Regions from separate parts of the Homo sapiens genome. Here region 1 is linked to region 2. A link is a loop called in an ENCODE intact Hi-C map of the cell type or tissue named here. Cell type or tissue: Calu3. All regions are shown on one strand.

The links. Peaks named below come from ENCODE experiments on the same cell type or tissue, not always from the same donor. Only the 100,000 strongest peaks of a DNase experiment are listed, where the experiment ranks them.
Region 1: it touches region 2 in a loop (6-fold over the local background); 12 of 110 quality-filtered maps call a loop at or near these places.

What each region holds. Positions count from the first base shown.
Region 1 is chr20:6,174,542-6,179,541 of GRCh38, reverse strand. No RefSeq gene overlaps it. Among named protein-coding and RNA genes, the nearest start is that of FERMT1, 54 kb to the right of the region's middle. In Calu3, no CTCF peak of the experiment used is centred here; no DNase peak of the experiment used is centred here.
Region 2 is chr20:6,817,571-6,822,570 of GRCh38, reverse strand. No RefSeq gene overlaps it. Among named protein-coding and RNA genes, the nearest start is that of BMP2, 52 kb to the right of the region's middle. In Calu3, no CTCF peak of the experiment used is centred here; a DNase peak (open chromatin) is centred at 2,790.

The DNA of each region.
Region 1 (5,000 bases), 640 kb after region 2:
ACTAGAAATGGAAAGAGTTTAGAGAATACCGAGACAATGAACAAGTCTTTCCAAATAATCTATTTTTAAAATTGCAGGCAGAATTGCAATGTACAGATTAATTTCCTCCTAAAATATAGATGGAGTTTGAAAATAGGAAGAAAGGAAGCCTAAACAAATCAATTTTGGCAGAAGTTAAAACATTCGAAAACAACTTGAATATTCTAGCTGCCCTCTAGCAGGAAATGGAAAAAATGTGAAAGCCTACTAACAATTAATATTAGAGAAGTCAGTGCTTCTAATAAGAATACACACACACACACACTATATATATATATATATATATATATATATATATATATATATATATATATATATAGAGAGAGAGAGAGAGAGAGAGAGAGAGAGAGAGAGAGAGAGTGTCTTGTATTTTATTTTCCTGCATTTGTGTCCTATCCCTTTTATATATAGTAAGCTTTTTTCCAGGAAGGTTTGATTCAGGCTCACTTTCATATACCCACTTCTACCCCTGTGTCTTGCACACAGAAGGCACTCAATCAGTATTTGTTGAATTTATGAGTAAATAAAACAGCAGAAATTTAGTTAAACCATTTTATGATCTGCTACCATCATCATTAATAGCACAACTTATCACTTACCCAACTTTAAAAAAAATTGGAACAAGTCCTCTTAACACTTTAGCACCTTATGTATAAATGACTTGCCAAAAACAAACTGAACTGCAAAGCCTTTAAAAGCAAAATCTGTTCCCTAATGCACTTCAATATCCGCAAATAATTCTGAGGGTAGAGAAATTCGTTGCATAAGGATGCCCTCTGCTGGAAAACACTTTTCCATGAAGCACAAAGGACGAACTTGCTTCATGGGTTCACCTACACTTCACATTTCCTTACCAAAGGAGAAAAAGGCCCACAGAGCCTAAATCTGAAACCCTAATGTGTCAAAAGGCTTGTAAACACTGAGGAGTAATCTTAGAATGCCATTGTTCTCATTTTAGGTAGAGTCATTTCAAAGTAAGGCACAAGAAGAAAGAAATCTTAAAAGATAAACTTCAGAAAGGTGTTCAGGTCCTAGCACTCAGAACATTTCATATGTGCTCAATTTTATCCCATCAATCCTGCCTTTTGAGACTGTTTTTCAGGATTTGTTTAGGATCAGAAGCACTAAGTCCAGTCTCTTGGTTGAATTTCATCTACAGAAATTATATCCTGATATTTTTCCTTATATTTCAGGAGATTGCTCACCTTCTGGCCCAATCTGATCTTAGTAATGCTAAAAGCAGACTAATTATTGACTTTTAAAATCTAGATAGCCCCTTTATTTCTTGTTCTCCCTCTCTTCTCCATCCTCCTTCTGTGTCTCTGTATTCTAGTTGGTTGTTTTATGTCCCATAAATTAATGTTTCTAGGAAGCCTCCTTTGGGGAAGCTGTTCATCTTTTACTGTTCTGCAAGGACACTGAGAAATTCTCTCCTATTAGACTTTGACATCAGTAGCATATGAAGGGTTAAAACCAACAGCCCAGCAGCCATAGCACTAACCAAAAGAGTAGGGGGCAGGAACCACAGGAAGTGCTGACATGGACGTGTCAGAAGTGGCTGGAATGGATAATTTCTTACTTGGAAACAAGTTCTGAGGTTCAGTTAAAACTCTCATTTTCACCTTTGCAATTTGGATTGGAGCAAATAACTGAAGAATAGTCAGCTAGTCTTTAGGATGGGAATAGTGCCTCAGGAGTACCCTTCTAGGAAAAAAGAGGGTCTGTAATGCAAGAACTCAAGTGCCCTTTTTCCCATCTCTCTCATCTCCTATCCTTCGGAACCTTCCTCCTGAGGATGCTCTGACTCTAGCCCACCCACCAATCCCCCTCAGCCCAGTTCCTTGGGAAAGTAAACCCCAGAGTTGCTTGCAAATCTCACAGAGAAGGTGTTCAAATTTTAGTTTAGCTAAGCTGGTGTGATGGTTAACACTGAGTGTCAACTTGATTGGATTGAAGGATGAAAAGTATTGATCCTGGGTGTGTCTGTGAGGGTGTTGCCAAAGGAGATTAACATTTGAGTCAGTGGGCTGGGAAAAGCAGATCCACCCTTAATCTGGGTAGGCACCATCTAATCAGCTGCCAGCATAGCTAGAATATAAAGCAAGCAGAAAAACATGAAAAGACTAGACTGGCCAAGCCTCCCAGCCTACATCTTTCTCTCGTGCTGGATGCTTCCTGCCCTCAAATATTGGACTCCAAGTTCTTCAGTTTTGGGACTCAGACTGACGCTCCTTGCTTCTCAGCTTATAGATGGCCTATTGTGGGACCTTGTGATTGTGCGAGTTAATTCTTAATAAACTCCCCTTCATATATATATATTTCATTAGTTCTGTCCCTCTAGAGAACCCTGACCAATACAGCTGGTTTGGGTTAACATTGCATAAAATTGTACAGAGCCTTTCTGGGGACTGGTCAATAGGATTATTTGGGTAGTATGTTGTTCCTCTCCAGAAAAGGCCAGCTGGATGTCCATCCAAAGGTCTCAGAGGGACACACGGATTGCCTTTGTGAGTATCCTAAAGTGAAGCCTGGCCCTCAGCCCCTTCAGTCTCAGTACCGGGTTTTGTCAGCACACTGGGAATGGATTCACCTGGGAATCACTTGGGGAACTCCAAAAAGTATGGCATCTGAATCACATCATCAGAGATTCTCATTTAATTGATCTGGGGGTGGCCTTCCATTTGGGTGTTTAGAAGCTTTCCCAGGTGATTCTAATGGATTCTAATGGGATTCTCATTCTAATGGCCAATGGCATAGACTCACATTAATCAAGCTCAAGGACATCTTCTCAGTTGACAATGAGAAATCATTGTCATGGGAAAGGAAAGGCATGAATCCATAGGATCATTGCATTCTTTACCTGTCTGGATATATGTGGGAGCTGAATCATAATCAGAAGATGATTTACTGGGGCTGAAATCAGCATAAAGGGGGTTAGAAGAATCAACTGTACTTATAGCCTGCTGTGTCCTCCCTGGAGAAAGAGTCTTGCAAATAGAACCAGAATACAAGTCAGTGAGCTAAAGCTGTGGCTCCCACACAGTGATGTACATCAGAATCATCTGGAGAGCTGATAAAGTGCACAGAAGCCCTGGCTGGTTGAAGTAGAAGAGGATTGGCCTTTGTACATTTACAAAGTTTCCCAGGGTATCATCCCAGGGAAGTGAGTAAGCCTCAGAAAACTGTGGTTTGTATGTTGTTTTAATGTTTCCAAGAAGTATATATTACCCATAAAATTAACAAAAATAAAGCATTTTTCAATGTAGAAGAAGTATTACATATATACAGAAAATCATTAAATTACAGGGAGGGTGGTATTTGATTAGCCACCATAATGATCTGGCAAACATTTTCACATATATTTACAGGGACAGCAGGCAGTGAGCAGCTGAGAGGCTAAAATTTGGACTTTTTGTTCTCATACTGCTCCAGAGCAAGTCTCAGAAGAGAGGCAGTTAATATCTCATACCTGGGTTCCACAGACTCTTACATGTTTAGATGCTGTATAAGGGCTTTCAGGTTATAGAGAGTGAAATGGCTCCATGGCATAAGACATAGCTATTCATAACATGAGTTCCATTGCTTACAGGAAAAGAATCTGAAGATAAACACAATTTTGGAAAACACTAACTTTGTGTCCTGAGATTCTTAGTTGTTTCTGAGTAGTTTATGATTTAAAGATCACACTGCCTAAGAACATTTGTCATCTACTTGTTTCAGCAAATGGTTGATTGTGGTGGGTTTCACTTGGCCCCAGGGTTAGTTCTAGTCACTACCTGAAGATGCCCAAACCACTTTCATCCTTGTTTTGGCATTGGTTTAGCAAGAGGCAGAGATAATGAGGTACAGTTTGGCTAAACTTAAGCATAAAGGGTTTCTCTAATTGACACAAAATGGAAATCCCAGCCTAAGACTTCTGAAAACCGAGATGGGCCTACAGAAGAGCTGGTTGCATGAGGTCAAAGTAGCTACTAGCAGGAAAGTGAGGCTGATGTTGAGGCTGCTGGCCAGAACCTCCCTAAAACAGTAGTAACAGGATTTCTAAGGCATACATCCAAAGGGACAAAGAAAACAGAAGAGATTATAGCAGATAATTAGTTGTTCAGTTTCTAAAGAGCATAAAGTTGGTAGAGCCCATGCACAGCCAAAGGTGAGGTGCCATGTTGAAAACAGAGTCGTTGAGCAAAAAGTCCACAGAGAAAAGAGTAAAAGTCCTGGCTCCCCTTCCCTTCTCAGCAACGAGGATACAGGCAGGCCTGTCTATACCCTCTTCAGCAGGAGAATTGAAATTTATTTACTGGAGAAAGCAGATTTAAATGTATTGATTTAAAAAATCAACACAATTTTTAGAAAATAAACCAACTAATGAGAAAAAACAAACCTAGAGATACTGAGATATAGAGATTTTTCAGTAAAATAGCCCAATCAGATCACCCCACAGTGAAGGCCACCAATCAACAATCCTTACCATGCCTAGCCTCACTCTCAATACAACCAAGAGTCACCTTTGAGGGAAACTTCCACCATGAAAATGAGATTAAAATAAACTAACAGAATAAGAGAACACCAGAGGAAACATGGACAAAGTAGGATGGGGTTCAGGAAAAAAAATGTTTTTCTATGAACTGTCTTGAAAATTCTCATAAATAAGGGAAGGTATTATAGCATCCATAATAGACAGGAATCTATAAGAAGAAACACTTGGGAGTAAAATAAAGGATATCTTAGAATTAAAACTAAGCAGAAATTTTAAAAATCCATAAAGTATTTGAAAAATAAAGATGAGGAAATTTCCCAGAAAACCAAACAAAAAGACAGAAAAATGTAGATAAAAAATAAGAAAATTTATCTGCTCAGGGGAAAAAAAATAATCAAATATTTCCTGATTATTCAGGAAATTTCCCAGAACAGAGAGATATGGGTTTCCACATGGAAAAGGTCCCCTGAGCATCAAGCAAAAT
Region 2 (5,000 bases):
AATAAAAAAATAAAAATTTAGCTGGGCACGGTGGTGCACGCCTGTAATCCCAGCTACTTGGGAGGCTGAGGCACGAGAATCACTTAAACCCGGGAGGCGGAGGTTACAGTGAGTGGAGATTGTGCCACTACACTCCAGCCTGGGCGACAGAGACCCTGTCTCAAAAAAGAAAGAAATCATGAATCCCAGACACTGTGACTGGTGAGCACAAGATTAGGAAAACCTACTTGAGGAGTTCTACAAAGGGTCTCCAGTGGTACCATGAATTCCTTGAAATTGTGGACTTTTTCCTAGAAAAGTTTTGTTTAGCTTTCATCATGATAGCAAGGGTGTCTGTGACCTGCTTGAGGTTGTGAATATCTGAGCTCCTTGAAACCTTAATTTTGCTCCCCTTGCCAGAGTCTGATTTTCTTGAGGAGATCGGCATGGCTTCATCATCTTTTTTTATTTACTGGCACATGAAGTGTTTAATAAAGATTTGTGGGATGAATAAGTCAGTTAACCAATCAAAAAAAAAAAAAAAAACCCAAGCTGCTTCAATAAAATATTTATTGCCATAAAATAGTAAAAAAAAGAAAAGTCAACCAGAAACATAGAAAGCTATATATACACAGATAGTCTCATGCATTTTATTCCCGGGTACTTTCAGATATTTTCCAGAATAGGTGTATAAGTCATGTGAAGAATATCTTAGATTTAAGCAGCAGGTTCATAATCAGAATTTCCATGTGAATAGAAGTTATATAGATGACTGACAGCTTCTTAAACTTTAATGTGCATACAGTTTACCCAAAGATATTTTGAAAATGTTGATTCTGGTTGCACAAGTCAGAGTGAGGGCCTGAGAGTTGCATTTCAAACAAGCTCCCAGGTGATGACCAGCCTGCAGACCATACTTGAAGGAGCAAAGACATAACTGAACAGAGGAAGTGGGTGTTAAGATTCTATTTTCTACTCACCGCCTCACTACCTTTGGGACCAGAGTTTAAATGGCATTTATGGATGAATTTAAGGTAAGGAAAAAGTTCATAACAAAGTGACTGAATGGCTGTGTTGTAGAAATGCCATTTATCTCCTCTATGATCCAGTTGAAAGCCAATCAGATTAGATATACAGTCAGACACAGCTTGATTGGATTTTTCCACATTCCACCTAATTATATGGGTATAAAGACAGCAGATACTCCCCTGGTATTTAGGTTTTTACTGAACAAAACCACAATTTTTTTTTTAATCCAACTGTTCAATATGATCATATTGTCAGGGAGGGTAAAGGATCTTACTCAAAATAAGAATTTCAGGGCAGAATGTTGCATACATTATTTAACAGTGTGTTGCCCTTCTTTCTCATTTGTTCTTTAGTAATATAGCCCCGGGACCTTTATCCCCTTTTCTTTTACCCCAGAAAATTACCAGGTGAAGTTCTATTACTCTCACCTTTCTCTTTACAATTTCTCTATGCTCCTAAAATACATTTACTAAGAGAAGGTGTTCATTTTCATCTTATGTACTTATAACTCCCTACATAACTTTTTAAAGTTTTTGAAAGGGCAGATTTTAAGAGCTTCATACTCTTGCTTCAAGTATACATGTTAATGGGCATCAGTAAAACCAGGGTTTCAGGAGTTTTCTTCTACTAGCAGGATCTTTTATTGAAAATAAATTCCAAAGGTTCTCATTCCTCTTCCCCTGTGATGAATTACTCTTCCACTGTTTAAATTGACAAAAGTTTATTTCTAATGAAAGAAACATTTTAATATTCCAATTGACAGTGTTAAACAATGGCATTCATAGTTTACCCATTTTCTTCCAAAGGAGACTTGGAATGGGCCAAGCCTTCATGTCGGAGAAGGAAAGTGGACTGACCACATAAGCACACAGGAAAGAACAGGAGACAAAGGCTCAGGGACTCTGAGCTTGAATCCTAGCACAGCTTGCAATCCTCACACTGTAGAGCAAGCGGCTTCTCCTATGAGTCTCTGTAAATGGTGGCAACAGTTCGGAGTTAATATGAACTCTGGATGAGTCGTTGGTTCTAGTTCCTACCCCGTCCCATGAGACTGTGACAGGATTTGTTTTTCCTTCGTGACTTCAGCTTCTTTATCTGTGAAAGAGGGAGTTGAGTAAGTTGGTCTGTATTGATGATTACAGTTCTAAAAGTTGATTCTGTGGAACCGGACTGGGACCACTGGAGAATGCAGGTCTACAGGGCACACACAATGTTCAATGAGTGCCTACCCATAACAGGGGTGTGAGCAGCCTTATTTTTGCTTCACCTTTTTAAACTGATTGTTGGATGATAGTGCTGCTGGTAAATTTTGCAACCCATATTCCACTGCTTTTCAGACAGTTATTTAAAAATAAAATAAAACAAAGAAACAAAAGACCCTTGCATCAGGCTTGAGTTTACATATAAATACAGTTAGCTTGGTAGATTAATGAAGAACCAGCCAATACAAAAAAAAAAAATCAGACCATACATAAATATAAGGGAGGAAAAAAGCCCAACAACTCCAAATTTAAATGGAAAACATATTTTTTGACAAGAGAACTACTTAGCACAAGAAAGATATGCCTTAACATTGTGACGTCTTGTCCCAGCATCATGAAGTTATATACTGTATAGGTATTTTTTATTTTTTTGCATTTCTAGTAGCTAAAACCACACATTGCTATACTGTAGCTTTAATGAATGGAGTTTTCAAAAAGTTTCTTTCTTGACTGTTTCCCTGTATTATCCTGTTACAGTATATTGGGCACAAGGGGGCACTGAAAGAGTGAACAATTCCATCTGCCATACTGGAACTACCACACCTAGGTGTTCACCTTTCACTCGGCCACAACTGTGGCAGTGGCTTTCTCCCTGCCCTCCTTCCTTTTTTCTTTTTAATGCCTGCAAGGAATGTGTGTAAATACCTTGGTCACCTGAAGGGAAATTCATTTGACCCATAGATAACATCATCTTACATGGCCTTTCTAAGAATATACATGCCACATCGTCATCTTTCATTCACTAAAATGCCGCACAGTGGTAGCCAGAGTCTACCACTTGCCTACCCGATATTCATATTACCCTTCCTTTTTACTAACAGGATCCTTATGTTGTTGAGGGCAGGTACAACTACATTTCCCCACCTCTCTAGAAGATCATGCTGGGTAATAAGATGGAAGAGGAAGTCTTTGTCTGGGTCATCTAAGAGAGTTATCTAAAGGGGGCCTGCTGAACTAGTAGGAATATTTTCTCCCTTGCTCATTCTTTCTGCTTATGAAATGGATGCTATGGCTGGTTGTTGTAGCAGCCATCGTTCTATTCTGAAACAACCATCAGGGAACCATATGCTAATGATGGTAAAACAGAAGGAAAGAACCCGCTAAGACCGTGGTAGGGCTATGGACTTTCATTTCATCTCTGCACTACCTCCTTTCAACTCTCTTGTTATATGAAAGGAAATATATATATCTGGTTTAATATACTATGATTTGGGACTCTTTAGCATCACAATAAAGGTATTTGAGAATGCAATTCCCAAATGATACATCCCCAAAATACCATAGTTATCAATGCAGATTAATTATATGTAGCAAAGGAATTGAACCAGAGAAATTATTGCACTGAGCTTCTCTACAATCCCATGAAAGATGATGCATTACCGTAGAAAGGCATGAGCTAATAAACATCTTTTAAATTTGATTGGACAAATATAAAATAGCAAGTAGTGTTCACTCGTGGGTAGTCTTTTAGTGAATCCCAGTAAATTGCAATTCTCCTCTAAATTACTGTTGTTTTATCTGCAAAGGTAACTGTCCTTGTTAGTAGCTCATTGGATTCCACACTGGCCACCCCAGCGGGAAGAGCAACAGGGTCAGTGCAAAGCTCTGTCCATCTTCACTCTTCACCGGAATGGGCAGGCAGCTGCACTTCTCAGAATTTCCCCTCTCAGTACCCTGGTCAGCAGCCTCACCCTGAATTCTCACCATACCAACACCCTTAGCAATCACCCCATTCTCATCAGGGACCCTGTCTCCATCCTGCTGGTAAAAGAAGACTACAGAAACCAGCAATCCCAAAGCACCTTCTTCTATGGGGAGATCTAGGCTTCTGTTTATTTTCATCACATTGGTTAACTTATATTTTAAATTTCCTTACAATTTGCACTATTCTTTTTTATGTCTTCTTAGTACATGGAAAATTTAATCTATCACAAAAAGTGTTATTAGTCTGTTTTCACACTGCTGATAAAGACATACCCAAGACTGGGCAATTTGCAAAAGAAAGAGGCTTAATGGACTTACAATTCCACGTGGTTGGGGAAGCCTCACAATCATGGCTCAAGGTGAAAGGCATGTCTCACGTGGCAGCAGACGAGAGAAGAGAGCTTGTGCAGGGAAATTCCTCTTTTTAAAACCATCAGATCTCGCGAGACTTATTCACTATCACAAGAACAGCATGGAAAAGACCTGACCCCAGGATTCAATTACCTCCCACCAGGTCCTTCCCACAACATGTGGGAATTCAAGATGAGATCTGGGTGGGGACACAGCCAAACCGTATCAAAAAGAAAACGAATGAAAACATTTTTTAAGTGTGAATCTTTAAATTATCAAAATGTGGTAATATGTTTTTGGGAATCCAGTAAAAAGACATTATCATTGTGAAATATTAGTCATTGGCTTATGGAATAATCAGGAGTATGAGGCTCCAACTATTAGATAACTTCTGATGGAATGCCCTATTCTACAAGAAAATGACAGTGCCTGGCATTACAGGTCTCTTTTTTTTTATTATTTTCATTTTTTATTTTTTTGAAACAGAGTCTTACTCTGCTGGCCAGGCTGGAGTGCAGAGGTGCAATCTTGGCTCACTGCAGCCTTGACCTCCCAGACACAAGTGATCCTCTAGCCTCAGTTTCCTGAGTAGCTGGGACCACAGGCGTGCACCACCACACCTAGCTAATTTTTTGTATTTATTTGTAGAGACAGAGTTTTGCCATGTTGCACAGG